Regions from separate parts of the Homo sapiens genome. Here region 1 is linked to region 2. A link is an interaction called in ENCODE POLR2A ChIA-PET data of the cell type or tissue named here. Cell type or tissue: GM12878. All regions are shown on one strand. Each heading gives the region's core, and the rest is flanking DNA. Links, peaks and the distances in the headings are about the cores only.

What was found. ChIA-PET counts read pairs that join two places held together with the same protein. Peaks named below come from ENCODE experiments on the same cell type or tissue, not always from the same donor. Only the 100,000 strongest peaks of a DNase experiment are listed, where the experiment ranks them.
Region 1: POLR2A ChIA-PET joins it to region 2 with 6 read pairs; 1 of 35 experiments calls an interaction of 5 or more read pairs at or near these places.

The regions. Positions count from the first base shown.
Region 1 is chr14:33,968,693-33,976,495 of GRCh38, reverse strand. It overlaps LOC102724945 (a long non-coding RNA gene), which reads left to right. Exons shown (of 9, transcript XR_001750942.2): 8 at 2,717-2,911. Among named protein-coding and RNA genes, the nearest start is that of EGLN3, 22 kb to the right of the region's middle. RefSeq lists an enhancer at 3,504-3,823. In GM12878, for the core only: no CTCF peak of the experiment used is centred there; DNase peaks (open chromatin) are centred at 3,545 and 3,685; H3K4me3 peaks cover 218 bases; H3K27ac peaks cover 783 bases.
Region 2 is chr14:34,217,295-34,225,097 of GRCh38, reverse strand. No RefSeq gene overlaps it. Among named protein-coding and RNA genes, the nearest start is that of EGLN3-AS1, 180 kb to the right of the region's middle. In GM12878, for the core only: no CTCF peak of the experiment used is centred there; a DNase peak (open chromatin) is centred at 3,963.

The sequences.
Region 1 (7,803 bases), core at 1,344-5,343, 250 kb after region 2:
CATTATATTGCTGGGCGCAGTGGCTCACGCCTGGAATCCCAGCACTTTGGGAGGCTGAGGCGGGTGGATCACGAGGTCAGGAGATCGAGACCATCCTGGCTAACACGGTGAAACCCCGTCTCTACTAAAAATACAAAAACAAAATTAGCTGGGCGTGGTGGCGGGAGCCTGTAGTCCCAGCTACTTCGGAGGCTGAGGCTGGAGAAAATGGTGTGAACCCAGGAGATGGAGCTTGCAGTGAGCTGAGATCGTGCCACTGCACTCCAGTCATCTGGGCGACAGAGTGAGACTCCGTCTCAAAAAAAAAGAAAACAAATAAAATATATGATCGAAGATATGATTCAACTAGGTTTCTTTTTATTCTTACCATTTATTCTTACAATTTGACTTTCAAGAAAACCAAGGCAGAAATTTTAAAAAGAAAGATGTACTGATTATGGATTGGGATCCAAATCACAGAATATGTTAACATAAGAATATTTTATTCTACACTATTCAAATATGCCATAATATATTCACCCAAAGCAATAAATCCTATGCTGCACAAGCAAATTACAAACAAATGATAGAAGCTGAAGTTTTCCTCTCAAAAGAGGCTAAAGAACAGATAATTTAGAAAGAACAGATTTTATTGGAACGTCAATAGTTTTCATGACACAGATACTTAAACTACTCATTTCAACATACCCATATGAAGAAAATTATGAAAAGGTTTTTTTTTTTTTTAAGAAAAGATAATTTGACAGATGGAGTCTTTTTATGGGATCAGTAGAAGTGATAAAATTGAATAAATTACCAAGATTTTATCTCCGTTTCTGTAATTCTCCCTAAAGATTTAGAGATGGCAGATTGAATCAAATGGAAAATAAATTTGCAAGTTTATAACATTTCTAAAACAGGAATTAGACACAAACTTCTGACTCTTTTCATGAGTGGTTTGCCTTGAGGAAACCTGCTCTTATGGGATTCCACATTTCCTAAGTATCAAGGTTCATCAAATGGACATGCACCACATAAGTTACACAAATGTAGGTTCTGTGAATGGTTTACTGTTTATTATTACCATGGTCAAAGAACAAATAAAAACAATTGTAAACTAAAAAACATTTGGAGCAACTCAAAATCTAGTTGCTCCAAATGATTCGTTTATGATCAGGCTAGATTAGATTGAAAATAAAATCAAGCCATGGCCTTTTGGTTCACAACATAAATGACTTATGCTTCTGGAGTTGTGTGATCTTATCACAGAGACAGAAGTTGTGCAGACTTCTAGGAGAAGGTGCAGAAAGACACTGCTAGGATGTTTTATGGACAGAACATATGTATATTACTTTAAGAAAAGCACCAGCAGACCAGATGTATCTCCTTCTACAGAATCCTAGCATTGCTTGAAAATTCAGCAGCTCTTTCCTAGACCATAAAACGAATGAGAAAAGGCAGTGGAAAGTAAAGTTTTCATAGAACCATAGGAGACAGTGTCTGGGAGAATCTGTAAAATCCTGTGTCCTTCAGTAGGAGAGGATCCCGAGACCCAGAGAGGGGAAGTGATTTGCTCCAAGTCTCACACACTCACCAACTGACAGTCAGAACTGGGGTCCTGTTGGCAAATAGTGAATAAAAAAAGTTTTAAATTCAAAGCCTCAGAAAGCAGAAAAGTAGAAAGTTTTGGCTGGGTGCAGTGGCTCACACCTGTAATCCCAGCACTTTGGGAGGCTGAGGCGTGTGGATCACCTAAGGTCAGGAGTTCGAGACCAGCCTGACCAACATGGAGTGGTTACCCTGTCTCTACTAAAAATACAAAAAAAATTTAGCCAGGTGTGGTGGCGCATCCCTGTAATCCCAGCTACTTGGGAGGCTGAGGCAGGAGAATCACTTGAACCCAGGAGGCAGAGGTTGCAGTGAGCCGAGATTGTGCCATTGCACTCCAGCCTGGGCAACGAGCAAAACTCTGTCTCAAAAAAAAAAAAAAAAAAAAAAAAAAAAAAAAAAAAAAGAAAAGAAAAGAAAAGAGAAAGAAAGTAGAAACTTTTTCAAGGGCCTAGCATAAGTCAAATCTCTACTGGCTTTTCATACTCTAAATTCAGGATTTACACAGGAAATATTCACTATGTTCTGTATTTTTTTCTTTTTGTTTGACCTTGTTCTATAATAACAATTTTGTAGTTGTTTTTTAATGTACCCATTGATAAGAAGAATATATGGTAAGCAAGGAGTAAAATGAATTAGCTGTCATGTGGAATGGATTTTCAGATTTTTTTAAAAAGCATAAAATCAACTCCTGTTCATTGCTATTTTGGGCTGCTTACCCCTCCTCCCCATTTGCTAATGTTTTCCTTTGCTTGTGTATGCAAAAAATTGTAAAACATAAACAGTGAGCAAATCATAAAATGTAGGCTTCTTTATGTTTGTATATCTAATTGTACTAAATGTGTTTGAGGCAGGACAACTCCCATCTCCCACAAAATCCAGGGTGGATTTTTAAAAAGCATTTTAGGACTTGTTTTTTTATTGGGCATCTCCCAGTTTTTAAGGTGTTTCTATGCTAGAAATCTCATGGATGTTTTCTTTATTTTCATGCCTCCTTGTACCCTCTGTATTGCAACCTGCCTTAGTGATTCCATCCATAACTGTGGCTTTAACTTATCTGTAGGGAAGGCTTCCAACTCAGTTTCCTATCCTGATTCCTCAGGGCATTCTTTACCCTCACTTTTCCTAGATCTCAACTGTTGAGAGGAAACCATACTGTCTGTCATTAGCAATTTTGCAAAAACAGCCTGTGAATGCATATTAGCATCACCTGATTACTGAGCGCCCAGAGGCTCCGTCTCTCTGTACCCGGATACAACACAGGAGGGAAATGATGTGGTTCCTGTCCTCAGAAACTCCTGGTCAAAGAAGGTTCCTGTGTCAGGTATGTGCAAGATGTGAAAGCCATAGACATAAACAGGTGTCACTGAAAATAGAAAGATATTTCCATGTAAACAGTGTATAAACTTGGCCTTTAGAGGTATCGGTGGAGCCAAGAAGAAACCGTTGGCAGTACTATCACACGAGGGAGGATAATAGAAAGAAAGAAAGTATATTTAAGACGAGAAATTGAGGGCCGGGCGCGGTGGCTCACGCCTGTAATCCCAACACTTCGGGAGGCCGAGGCAGGGGGATCACGAGGTCGGGAGATTGAGACCATCCTGGCTAACACGGTGAAACCCCGTCTCTACTAAAAATACAAAAATTTAGCTGGGCGTGGTGGCGGGCGCCTGTAGTCCCAGCTACCTCGGAGGCTGAGGCAGGAGAATGGCGTGAACCCAGGAGGTGGAGCTTAGAGTGAGCGGAGATCGCGCCACCTCACTCCAGCCTGCGCGACAGAACGAGACTCCGTCTCAAAAAAAAAAAAAAAAAAGAAGAGAAAATGAGAGAAACCATAAGGAAAGACAAATGCAGGGGCATACACACCGCAGAAAATCTCAGAATCTTGTTAAGCTTAGACTGGAGATAAATGTCAACTAGTCAAACCCCCATCTAACGCTTGAGTTCCTCTACAGTGTTTCCACCCAGCTGTGTTTTACACTTCTGCCTGAGAAGTTTCAGGGACAGGAAAGCAGCTGACAAATACCCCTGGAGCCCGCTGCACACTGGACTGTGATAATTATTGGAATGTTCGTCTAATAGTTAAATAGAACCTAAAATTGCCTTCACATCATTTTTTTTTCCCCATTGATTTTGGTTTCTCTCTGGGGCCCAAAAGCTAGCCCATGTCTGTCCCTGGCTTCCAAACCTCCCTACCTGGGCCTGGTGTGACTCGCTGCTTCCTGGTGTGCCATTGTATATTGTGTTCTCCAGGGCTTCTTTCAGTTCCCCAAAGACACCGAGCACATTCTTGCCCCAGAGCCTCCTGACTACAGCACTTGTCTCCTGCCTGTGGCATGAAATTTAGGTTTTCACTCAAATGCTACCTTTTCAGAGGAGCCTTCACTGACCACCAAAGCTAAAATAGCCCATTCCTGGAATGCTAAATTTAATGACATTTAAAAAATATATTTATGGCAAAGGCCATATAAGCCAGCTCAAAAGACCAACAAAAGACTGGGGAAAATACTTGAAACTCACATAATAGGCAAAGGACTAAATTCCCTAAAATATAAAGGATTTCTACAAATCAGTAAGAAAAAATTCAATAACCCAATAGAAAAAAAAACTGGCAAAGGATATGAACGGATCATCAAAACAATAACAACAAGAAGAACCTTACGTATGCGGCTCAGATATGTGAAAAAGTGCTCAGACTCACTGATGGTGAAAAAAAAGGAGAGAGAAATAATTTTTTTTAACTTGTCAAAGTGACAAAGATAAAACAATATTGATAATAACGTTGTATCAGCAAGGGTGTGGAAAACAGATTCCCTCATATTATACTGGTGGGACTATAACCTGGAACAATTTCTATAGAGAGTGATTTAGTAATATTTACCAAAATTAGAAATGCGCAAACCCTTTAACCCAGTGATTTCACTTCTACAATTTGCCTTTCAGATATGCTCCTAAGTATGGGAATTGATATATGTACAAAAGTACTCATGGCAACCTTGGATAGAGAATAATAGCAAGAGACTGGAAACAATATACAGATCTATCAATGGGGGTGGGCAAGTAAATTACAGTGTATTTACACAATGAAACATCACGCCATTACTAAAATGAATGATGCAGATCTGTATGTGGCCCCGGAGTGCTCTGAATGAGTTTTATGTTGACTATAGGCATTTATATTCTCTATTTTGTATTTATCTTCTCTTTAAATTTTAATTTTTAAAGTTTTTTTAAGTTTTTAACTTTTGTGGGTAAATAGTACGCAATGGAGTACTATTCAGCCATAAAGAAGAATGAGATCCTATCATTTGCAACAACATGGATGGAACTGGAAGTCATTAAGTATGTAGATGTATATATTTACAGGGTACATAAGATATTTTGATATAGTCACACAATGTATAATAATAACATCAGGGCAAATGGGGTATCCATCACCCCAAGCATTTATACTTTCTTTGTGTTACGAACAATTGTAGTCTTTTAGCTATTTTTAAATCTACAATAAGCTACTGTTGACTGCAGTCACCCTGTTGTGCTATGAAATTACTAGCTCTTGTTCATTCATCTAACTATGTTTTTGTACTCACTAACCATTCTGACTCTCCCTACCCCACTCTACTCTCTATGAGTTCAATTGTTTTTTAATTTTTTTTTTTTTTAGCTCCCACGAATAAGTGAGAACATAAAAAGTTTGTCATTCTGGGCCTGGCTTATTTCACTTAACATAAGGAGTTCCAGTTCCATACATGTTGTTGCAAATGATGGGCTCTCATTCTTTATGGCTGAATAGTACTCCATTGTGTATATGTACCACATTTGCTTTATCCATTCATCCGTTGGTGACACTTAGGTTGCTTCCAAACCTGGCTATTGTGAATAGTGCTTCAATAAATTTGGGGGTGTAGATATCCCTTCAATATACTGATTTCCTTTCTTTTGGGTATATACCTAGCAATGGGATTGCTGGAGCCTATGGTAGTTCTATTTTTAGTTTTCCGAGGAAAAATAAACTGTTTAACTAAAACTAAAAAAAAAAAACAAACGGTTCCAAACTGTTCTCCATAGAGGTTATTCTAATTTACATTCCCACCAACAGTGTACGAGGTTTCCTTTTACTCCACATCTTCACCAGCATTCATCATTGTCTACCTTTTGCATGAAAGCCATTCTAACTGGGATGAGATAATATCTCATTGTAGTTTGGATTTGCATTTCTCTGATGATCAGTGATGTTGAGCACCTTTTCGTATACCTGTTTGCCATTTGTATGTCTTCTTTTGAGAAATGTCTATTCAGATCTTTTTCCCATTTTTAAATCTGATTATTTGATTTTTCCCTATAGAGTTATTTGAGTGCCTTATATATTCTGGTTATTAATCCCTTGTCAGATGGATAGTTTGCGAATATTTTCTCCCATTCTGTGGGTTGTCTCTTTGTTTTTTTGATTGTTTCCTTTGCTGTGCAGAAGTTTTTTAACTTGGTGTAATCCCATTTGTCCAGTTTTGCTTTGTTTGCCTGTGCTTCTGGGGTATTACTTAAGAAATCTTCACTCAGTCCAATGTCTTGGAGAGTTTCAATGTTGTTTTGAATAGTTTCATAGTTTAAATTCTTAGATTTAATTATTTAATCCATCTTGATTTGATTTTGTATATGGTGAGAGATGGGGGCTAGCGTCATTCTTCAGCATATGGATATCCAGTTTTTCAGCACTGCTGACTGAAGAGACTGTCTTTTCCCTAATGTATGTTCTTGGCACCTTTGTTGAAAATGAGTTCATGGTAGATGTGTGAATTTGTTTCTGTGTTCTCTATTCTGTTCCATTGGTCTATGTGTCTGTTTTTATGCCAGTACCATGCTGTTTTGGTTACTATAGTTCTGTAATATAATTTGAAGTCAGATAATGTGATTTCAACAGTTTTGTTCTTTTTGCTTAGGATAGCTTTGGCTATTCTGGATCTTTTGTGGTTCTATATCAAGTTCAGGATTTTTTTTTTCTATTTCTGTGAAGAATGCCATTTGTATTTAGATAGGGATTGTAATGTCTAGATTGCTTTGGGTAGTATGAACATTTTAATCATATTGATTCTTCCAATCCATGAACATGAAATTTCTTCATTTCTGTGTGTCCTCTTTAATTTCTCACATCAATGTTTTGTAATTTTTATAGAAATTGTATTTATTTTCTTAAAGAGGCTCCCTAAAATTGTATCAGTTTCCGTACCCACAAAGCTTGGATACACTCCTAACCTTAACACAACTGGGAGATAGATAATCTCCTGTGAGTAACACAGGCTCCATTGCACAGTGATAGGAGGGGGATATGGTAGTACTATTTTTAGTTTTCTGAGGAAAACTAAACTGTTTACCTAAAACTAAAAAAGAGAACATGGGCAGTGGGGTGCAATAGAGAACAGGGATGGAACAAAACTGAGAGTTTGAAAAACGTGCCACAGGTGATTATGATGTGCTCCACCACTTTGAAATCCACCACTTCTCTGTTCAATGCATGAGTCCCCAACCCTGCATAGCCCTCCACCCTGTTCTCCTTAAGGCTCCAAAACCACTCTCACTTTCACATGAAGACTAAATGCTGCAGGCAAAGTTCAGGTGTCCTTCATCCATTTAATCACAACTCCCTGCCTTTATTAGCCTAGTTCGTCCAGCCCTTGAAGTGCCCCTAAGGAGCTCAGACTGGTGGATCCTAACTCCAGAGTCGTTTCCTCTTCCTGGGTTTTCTGATCTCTAATTTGAAATGCAGCTACCCTTCTTCATCTCACGTTTATCAAGAAGATAGCAATACACTGAAGACATTCCCAGATCATTCTCTAAGCTCCTCAGTCTTCTTGGAGGCAAGCAGCCTCTAAACAGTTCTCATCTTTTAAAAATTGCCTGAGTATTCACTTTTTATGTGTTTCCTTTTTGCCAGTTGTCAGACAAAATTGATGCTGCTGCTGGGAGGGTTTGGAGAAATTTTGAGGAGGCCAAATGGGGAGTAAACCAGGCTAGCAGGAAGCATCACAGTCACATAAATCAAGAAGTGAAGTTATGCGGGGTTTTTTAACCACTTTTTTTTTTTTTAAAGCAAGGGAGGTGAGCCATGGAACATTTGGAAAATGGAGAGGCAGGCTTAAGAGTAGTGCCACTGTGTTTAGTAAGACATGATTCCATTTACTTTTCTAATTTTCCTTCCTTCCTTCTTTCCTTCCTTCTGAT
Region 2 (7,803 bases), core at 1,990-5,989:
TTATCCCTGATGATTCTTCTGAGTTGCAGAATTATGTATACAATAGCCCACTGGATGGACAGCTCCACTTGGATGTCCAATGGACACTTCAACATGTTCAGAACAAGACTCATTTTCTTCAGCTTCCAAATCCAAATTTGCTGCTCCTCTTATATTTTCTATCCTGGTTCATGATATTACCATCAACTTGGTCATCCAAGCCAGAAACTTGGAATCATCTTAGATTCCTTATCTCTTCATCCTTCTCATCCAATCAACCATTAACACCGCATCCAAGCCAGAAACTTGGAATCACTCTTGATTTCTCATCTCTCTTTCAAGCTTCCCATCCAACCGGTCAACATCGCTTCCTAAATATTTACTTTTCCCTCTTCTCCTTATCCTAGCTATCCTTGATCTAGGACAGAGCCTCACCAGGGTCTTTGATAATAACTTCAAACTTGTCTGTAGGCCTTCTTGGCTTTTCTTTATATTCACTTCCATTGTTTATATTCCTGCCAGAATGATCTTTCTAAAATGCAAGTTTATCTTGTTATTCCCCAGCTAGCATCCTTCAAAGGTTCCCTATTTCCCTAAGGATAAATTGCAGGCTACTTAAATACACCATCTTCTGTCTCTGGACTAATAGGCAATAGGCACTATTTTTATCCCTGACATGCTGTGATGTGGACAGCTGCTGGTTCTTCTGCTTATAATTGTTTTGTGTCTGTTATGGCCTGGATGACACTTGCTTATTTGTTGAAACACAGCTCAAGGGTCACTTCAGGAAGTTTTCCCAGACCTTGGACTAAGGTTTTCTCCTCTGTACTCAGTAGCACCTTTCACATATCTCAGTTGTAGCACTGAGCATTTAAGAACTGTTTATGTGCTGGTCTCTCCTACTATCACTGCAAGTTCCTCCATGTTAGGAACTGTGTGTGTGTGTGTGTGTGTGTGTGTGTGTGTCTGTGTGTGTTCGTTCACAGTGCCTACTGTACAGCATGGCACATAGTAGGTTTACAAAGACTATTGAAGTGAACTAAGCAATCCTGGTACATCTTTCTATCAATGCCATATGTACTCCCTCTCTCCCTTGGGCACAATTGGATAAACACCAAATTCAATAGTGCTCCATTTTTCTGAACTCTGGGCAGACTGCCTTCCTTCTGTGGACACATTCTTTCTTCAGATATGTTAATACTATTGATTAAGTCACAGCTTTCTTTTAGAGCAATCACATTCCAGTCATGTCTCTGTAGGCTGCATCCTAGACTCTTTAATTAGATTTCTTCATTCCTTCATTCATTAGTTCACTTATTCTATTCATGGACGGCTGTATGTTTAAAAGGCATCTACTAGGTTTTTAGTAAAACAGTGCCCTTTGTATTGGTGGCCCTCATTGTGGGGCACAAAGTGTGAGCCCAGTGGATGCTTCAGTGGGTGGGATGTGTGCATAAGGTAGGCACCAATAGCAGGGGAGGACAAGAGTCCTGAATGCTAAGTCCAGCCTCAGGCAAATTCCTCAGATTCTTGAGAACGGTCTAGCACAGAGGTTCATATCTCTAGTTTTGGAGGGAGGCAGGCTTATTTTTGAATTTTCAAGTTAACAGCTGAGTGGACAGTTTCCTTACTTGTGAAACTCTTCATCTGTTAAATGAGGTTAAGAGCAGGACTAACATAGGTTTGTTTTGAGAATTAAAAAAAGACAATGTTGAAAAGTGCAAGGCAGATGACAAGCATGTGACAAATGGTAGTCAACCTTATCAACCTCATCATCATCATCATTTAACAACAATGAATGCTCTTAGTCTGGACTTACACTGACCATTGGTTGGTTCCTCCCCAAATTGGGATGCGATTTAGTCAGCAGTGATAGGAGCCTGAGAAAGACCTCGTGGACATCCCAGGCACCAGTTGCCTTTTCTGCTTCTGTTAGGAAATGCATTGAGTTTTTAGGGACTCTGTTTATACAGAGATTATTTAGCATTTTTATTCTCTGAAGGTGCTGGCATAGCTTCAGCCTGTATTCTAAAGGGAAGGCGGTTAGCTGTGCCTTTCTTTGTTTGTCGGGAACATTTCTGTAGATAAGCACCCTGCACAGTAAATAAAATGCATTGTTATTACATTGCCTAGCAATTTACCTGTAACAGACGGCTGTGCCTGCTATAATGACATGATAGCTAATCCATACCCCTGCATGATTTTATCTTCCACGGAAGGAGGCTGGCAAGTTTAAAGGGGACACCCTCAAAGATCAGCCAGGGGAAACTACTTCTGGTTTCTGTGAGTACGCCAAAAGTCCGGTGCCCAGATTTTGAAAGAATGCTTAATTTCAGGATCAATTACCTTAAGCTTCCCATAAGTAGGTTCTACCTAAAGCTTCTGTGGAAAAGCAGTTTGATTTAATTAAGGAAGTCTCTCAGTCCTTGAGTCTGTGCTTAATACAGAGGTTAATTTTTTTTTCTTACTGCATTAGAAGTTTTGGATATGCAAATAGCCTATCATCCAACTTGCCTTAGAAGTAAATAACAATTGCCTTTTGCAGTGGACAAATAACACTGCTTTTGTTTATTTAGCTTCCTGTATGCATTTGGATAAAGCCCTCAAAAAGACGTTATTATGTCCAAAGGCAAGAGCTATTTTATAACACTCTAATATTAGAGTGATACAATTTACCAAACGCCAAAACAATGTAGCGTCACCATAATTTTCAATATAAACAATAGAACTGGACTTTCAACTGTACCTTGTTTCCTGGGGTTTGCTGCTGTTTGTTTTTCTGACTAAACTAATCTGGAAGGAATGGGTTGGATTTGGACTTCTCAGGAGGCTCTGTCCCCTTCTGGAAAGGGTACAGACTTGGAGTTTAACCCAAGTTGCACTCTTGGCTTCAGCCATTAACAACCCTATGATCTTGGGCAAGTCATTTACTTTTTTGCAGTCTTTTTGTTGCTGTTGTCACAAAGCTTGTTGAAGATATTACTTGAGCATTTTTTAGGAATTACTTCTCTAAATGGTCTCAGATACCTTTCATAGCTTAAATATTTCTGGCAGTGTTAATAATAAGGAACAAGAATTGTTTCCGGCTGGGCACGATGGCTCACACCTGTAATCTCAGCACTTTGGGAGGCCGAGGTGGGTGGCTTGCTTTAGGTCAGGAGTTCGAGACCAGCCTGGCCAACGTGGTGAAACCCCATCTCTACTAAAAATACAAAAATTAGCCGGGTGTGGTGGCATGTGCCTGTAGTTCCAGCTACTGAGGAGGCTGAAGCACAAGAATCGCTGGAATCCAGGAGGCAGAGGTTGCAATAAGCTGGGATCGCACCACTGCACCCCAGCCTGGGGGACAGAGTGAGACTCTGTTTCCAAAAAAAAAAAAAAAAAATTGCAAATTTGGGAAATTTCTCATATTGGTACCAATCGCCCTTCCTCATTAATTCCTCCCTGACCTTTCTCCTATGAAAAAAATGTGCCCCCTCACATTTTAGGAGTTTAGGTAGGAGTTAGGTAGGGTGATTGCTTGCTGGTAGACTATTATATCTCTCTAATCTGTCTGTGTCTCTCCATCTCCAGCACCACCAACAGCTAACATTTATTGAAGGCTTACAGAGGGCTGAGTGCCCCACAGGCACGATCTCATTTAATCCCCACCAAAACCATGATTATTGCCATTTTACGGGTGGGGAATTTGAGGCTTAAAGGGGTGAAGCAAATTATCCAGGGTCACAGAGCTAGTTAGTATTAGACTCCTGGTCCGATCTCTCGCCAAGACTCAGGTGGAGGACTGGCAAGAGGACTAATAACTGTCTTCCCAGCTCCTTCCTTCTTTCATGTCAACCTGTTCTCCACACGAAAACAAAGTGAGCTTTTGAAAGAGAAAACTCAGCACTCCCGCGCATCATCCTCCCCCTCCACATGCTAATAATCCCCATGATCTGGCTTCTGCCCCTTTCGTTGCATCTGACACCGCCCTCCTCTTGCTCTCTGCTCTCCCTTTGTGGCTGCCTTTCAGTTCCTGTTACGTGCTTCTCGCCTGTCCTCAGAGTCTTTGTATATGTGGTTCCCTTTGTGTGGAACATTCCCCCTCCTCTTGTTGCTTGTGGTCCCAATCACATTTGCTCATCCATTCTCCTTCAACCTTCTCCTGTGATAAAAGTGCATTTCACTCCTCCTGCTGATGGAGGATGCTGCCTGCTGGTGGGCCATTTATATCACTCTGGCCTCCACTCGTTCTCCAGCTCAAAGATGCATTCATTTCTGACTTCAGATTAAGCTGGGTTCCCTTATAGCCGCTGGTGCATTTTCTTAGGCAATTATTAGGATGTATAGTTAGAAAAATATTATCCATATAATTATTTGATTAATTTCCATATCTATTCTACCCCTGACTGGAAGTTTTATGAGGATAAGGATTGTGTCCACTTTAGCTCATTTTGTATCCTCAGGGTCTAACATAACACTTGGCACATGGTATTGTTATTTACCAGGTTGGATGAAAGCTGAGCTTTAGAAACTGGGAAGGCTGGGGATCAATCCTGAGGTTTCTTAGCATTCTCTGTTCCTGGAGGAGCAAGCAGCATGTAACTGCATGCCCTCTGGCCTGTGTGTGCATGTCTGCATATGCGTGTGGCAATGTACATGCACACACACACACACAAACACACACACACACCCCTTCCCTTTCTCCATTACAGGCAGCTGAACCAGGAAGGTGAAGAATATTTTTCATGGCGTTATTTTTATGATAATCTATTTCGATGGTTAATTTGGTTTAGGACACTGATTTATCACCAGTTTATAGATCTCTCTCTCTTTTTATTGTCCTATTTGAATTATAAGGATGGCATGTGTGAAATGGAACTTCTTGGCCTATTCTGCTTCTCATGCAACCAGTGTAGTTCAGACAATAAAAAGATCTATAAAATTAATATATACACAGAGTGAGAGGGGAAAGAGAGGGACAGAGACAGAGAAAATGGGTAATGCTTTGGAATTGGATGCCACATTTATCTCTCTCCGGTGAAGTTCAGAATGAAAATTTACATGTGGAGGGGGCATAAATGAGGTATGAAGGTGTTGTCCTCTCATGTGGAAAGAAGCCTAGTAATCCTAGCTTACCTGTGTTACAAGAAAACATATTTTTCTCTTGCTTTTAGCAATTTTAAGGACTTACTATTGCTGCTCTAACTTTAGAAATATGTGCTCTAAAGGTATGACTTTAATGAAAGGAAATACCAGGCCACTTAGATTATGCATTGCCTAGTCGGCCAGGTATGTCCTAATTACATCACCGACAGGCATCTGCAATGGATATCTGCTTGTGAGTTTTTCTCTAGCACCTGGTGCACACCCAGTGCATAGTAGGTGTTCGATAAAAGTGTAACTGAACGAGCGCCAAGAAGGCATAGCTGGTTTGTTGGTCTCCTGAAGTAAGTCTGAACCTCACTGAGCCTTCACTGGGGGAGAGGAGTGGGCCCCTTTCCCCTCATGCTTTCTGGAGGTTATGCCACATGATGTGCTTTTAGGGCCAGCTCTTTCCTGCTTTTGTCTCTTGGCTTTCTTCTTGGTTTTGTTACTCTGACCACACTAGCTGTTGACCAGTTTTTTTAAAAAAGTGAGGGGGGGGTGATTTTCGTGGAGTATTTGATCCTGATAAAGTGCCTTCTGAGTGGAAAACAAACAACAACCTTCCTACCTTCTGAAGAGGTGTTTTGAATGACCAGGTGGCAGCTCCCAGATGTGATTTCACATGAGGTTCTTGGATTGACTATTTATTGCTATGCTTGAAATGATGGTTATTATTGTTACAAATATTATTATGCTGAGGAAGCCAGCTTGCAAGCACAGGCAGCTGCATTGTTTACAAACATAATTAATGAGGTGATTTTTAATATCAACAGCTCAGCACCAGCCTTCCTAAAGACTGTTTATGGCCTGGGCCACAGAGCCATTTGTAACTTCTACAGCATGTCTATGACGGGGTTGTCTCTAAGACTCATTTCCTTTGGCTGGGAACTGGTTTATTTTATGAATGACAAAAATAAACCCCTACTTGCCTACTTGTTGCTGACAAGGAATGGTTTATGTCTAAGAAGCCCAGGTCTACCAAAAGATAAACACAGGAATACTTTTCTAAGAAGTGAACGTGTATTTCTTCACAGTTAGCTTCTGTATTTATACAGAAGTCATCCAACTGAGGTGGTTGTCCTGGGGGACTGGAAAGGAATGGCACATTGTCTTTCTAAACATGGAAATGTTTCGTGTGATATGAAGCTCTCTCAATGTTGGTAATATATCAGTATTCGAAAAAAATGGCTTATCCTTCAACTAGCCTTTTGTCACCTGTGGCCTTACAATTGAGGCCTGTTACACGACCTCAGACTTTTATTCCATTTAGTTATATTTCAGTGAGGGATTTGAACAAAAGATTTTCTCTCCTCTAAATTTGGCCTGGCACAGCATTTTGAAATGGACTCTAAGACAAGCCACTCTTTCTTGATAAGTAATAGGTCGAATGCGTCCTTTTGCCTTTATTTTTTCGCTTGCTTCCCTGATTTTGAATTTTGGGGTTCTGATAGTGATTGGTAGCTGGTATATCCCAGGTTAAAGAGATGAGACTATTCCTGCGAGATGCCCACACTTGAGCACCTTCCCAAGCAAATAGATGAAAGACTCTTCCACCTGTATGATAAAATGGGAACTAATCACCTTTCTAGGCTCCGCTATATTCAACAGCAAGAAAATAGGTGCCAGTCCGATTCCTGGCTTGTTTCCTACATTTCAGAGTTTAGACAATTTAATTGTTTACTTAGACTTCTTGTCTTCTCTCCTATACACTCTAAGGGAATTATTGTTCTTCTATTCTCTCGTAACAGTGGAATTGCCTGGTTATGCCTGTTCAGTAAAAGGCAGTAAGTTAGAGAGAGATAAAAAGATTAAAATAATAAAAATGACCCAAGATAATTAAAGTCTTCGATCTTGCATTTTTCTTGTAATTCCCAGGCAAATGCCTCTGAAACATAGTTTTATGATCTTAACTCTAAGCATCCTTGTTTATTACTTTAACCCATTGCTGGCATCTCTGGAGTGAATGATGAGAAGTTAGTGAATGCCCTAGGTTTCACAACTTGAAGTATGGAGTAAGTAAGAGCATTCATTTAATACAACTCCACATTTGCCCAGCATCTGAGTTATGTACCCCCCCACCCTCAGGGAGCTTACTCTTTCTCAGAGGAGATAGAAACAAATGATTCTAATCTGACTCTGTAAGTGCACTAATATTCTTCTAAAGAGAGTTGTTTGTTTGATCTGCTTGACTGCTGGAATTTTCATTCTCCTGATTATACTAATGAATAGTAAAGAGAAATGGAAGGTGCCAGAGGGAACTAAATTGATTTATGTAAGAAAGGACATGAATCTACCAGCAAGACTGAAAATAATATATCTAGAAGGTATGAGAAGGGACCAAGAGAAGTGGGGTGCTGAAGTTGGAAGAAATAGAGGTAGAGTTTGGGGGACCAACTGCCATGATGACTAGGACTTTTGGGGACAAAGAGACCCAATGACAATTTTTATTTATTTTTAAAAATTGAGATATAGCTTATATAAAATACACAAATGTTAAGTGTACTGCTCAATGCATTTTTACATATGAATATACTTGGGTAACTACTACCCACATCAAGATATAGAACATTTCAATCACCCCAGAGGGCTCCCTTACACCCTTGTCAATAGCTCAAGAGTGATCATTATTCTGATTCTAGTCCCATAGAGTAGTTTTGTGAGTTTTTAAACCTTATGTATATGGAATCATATAGTATT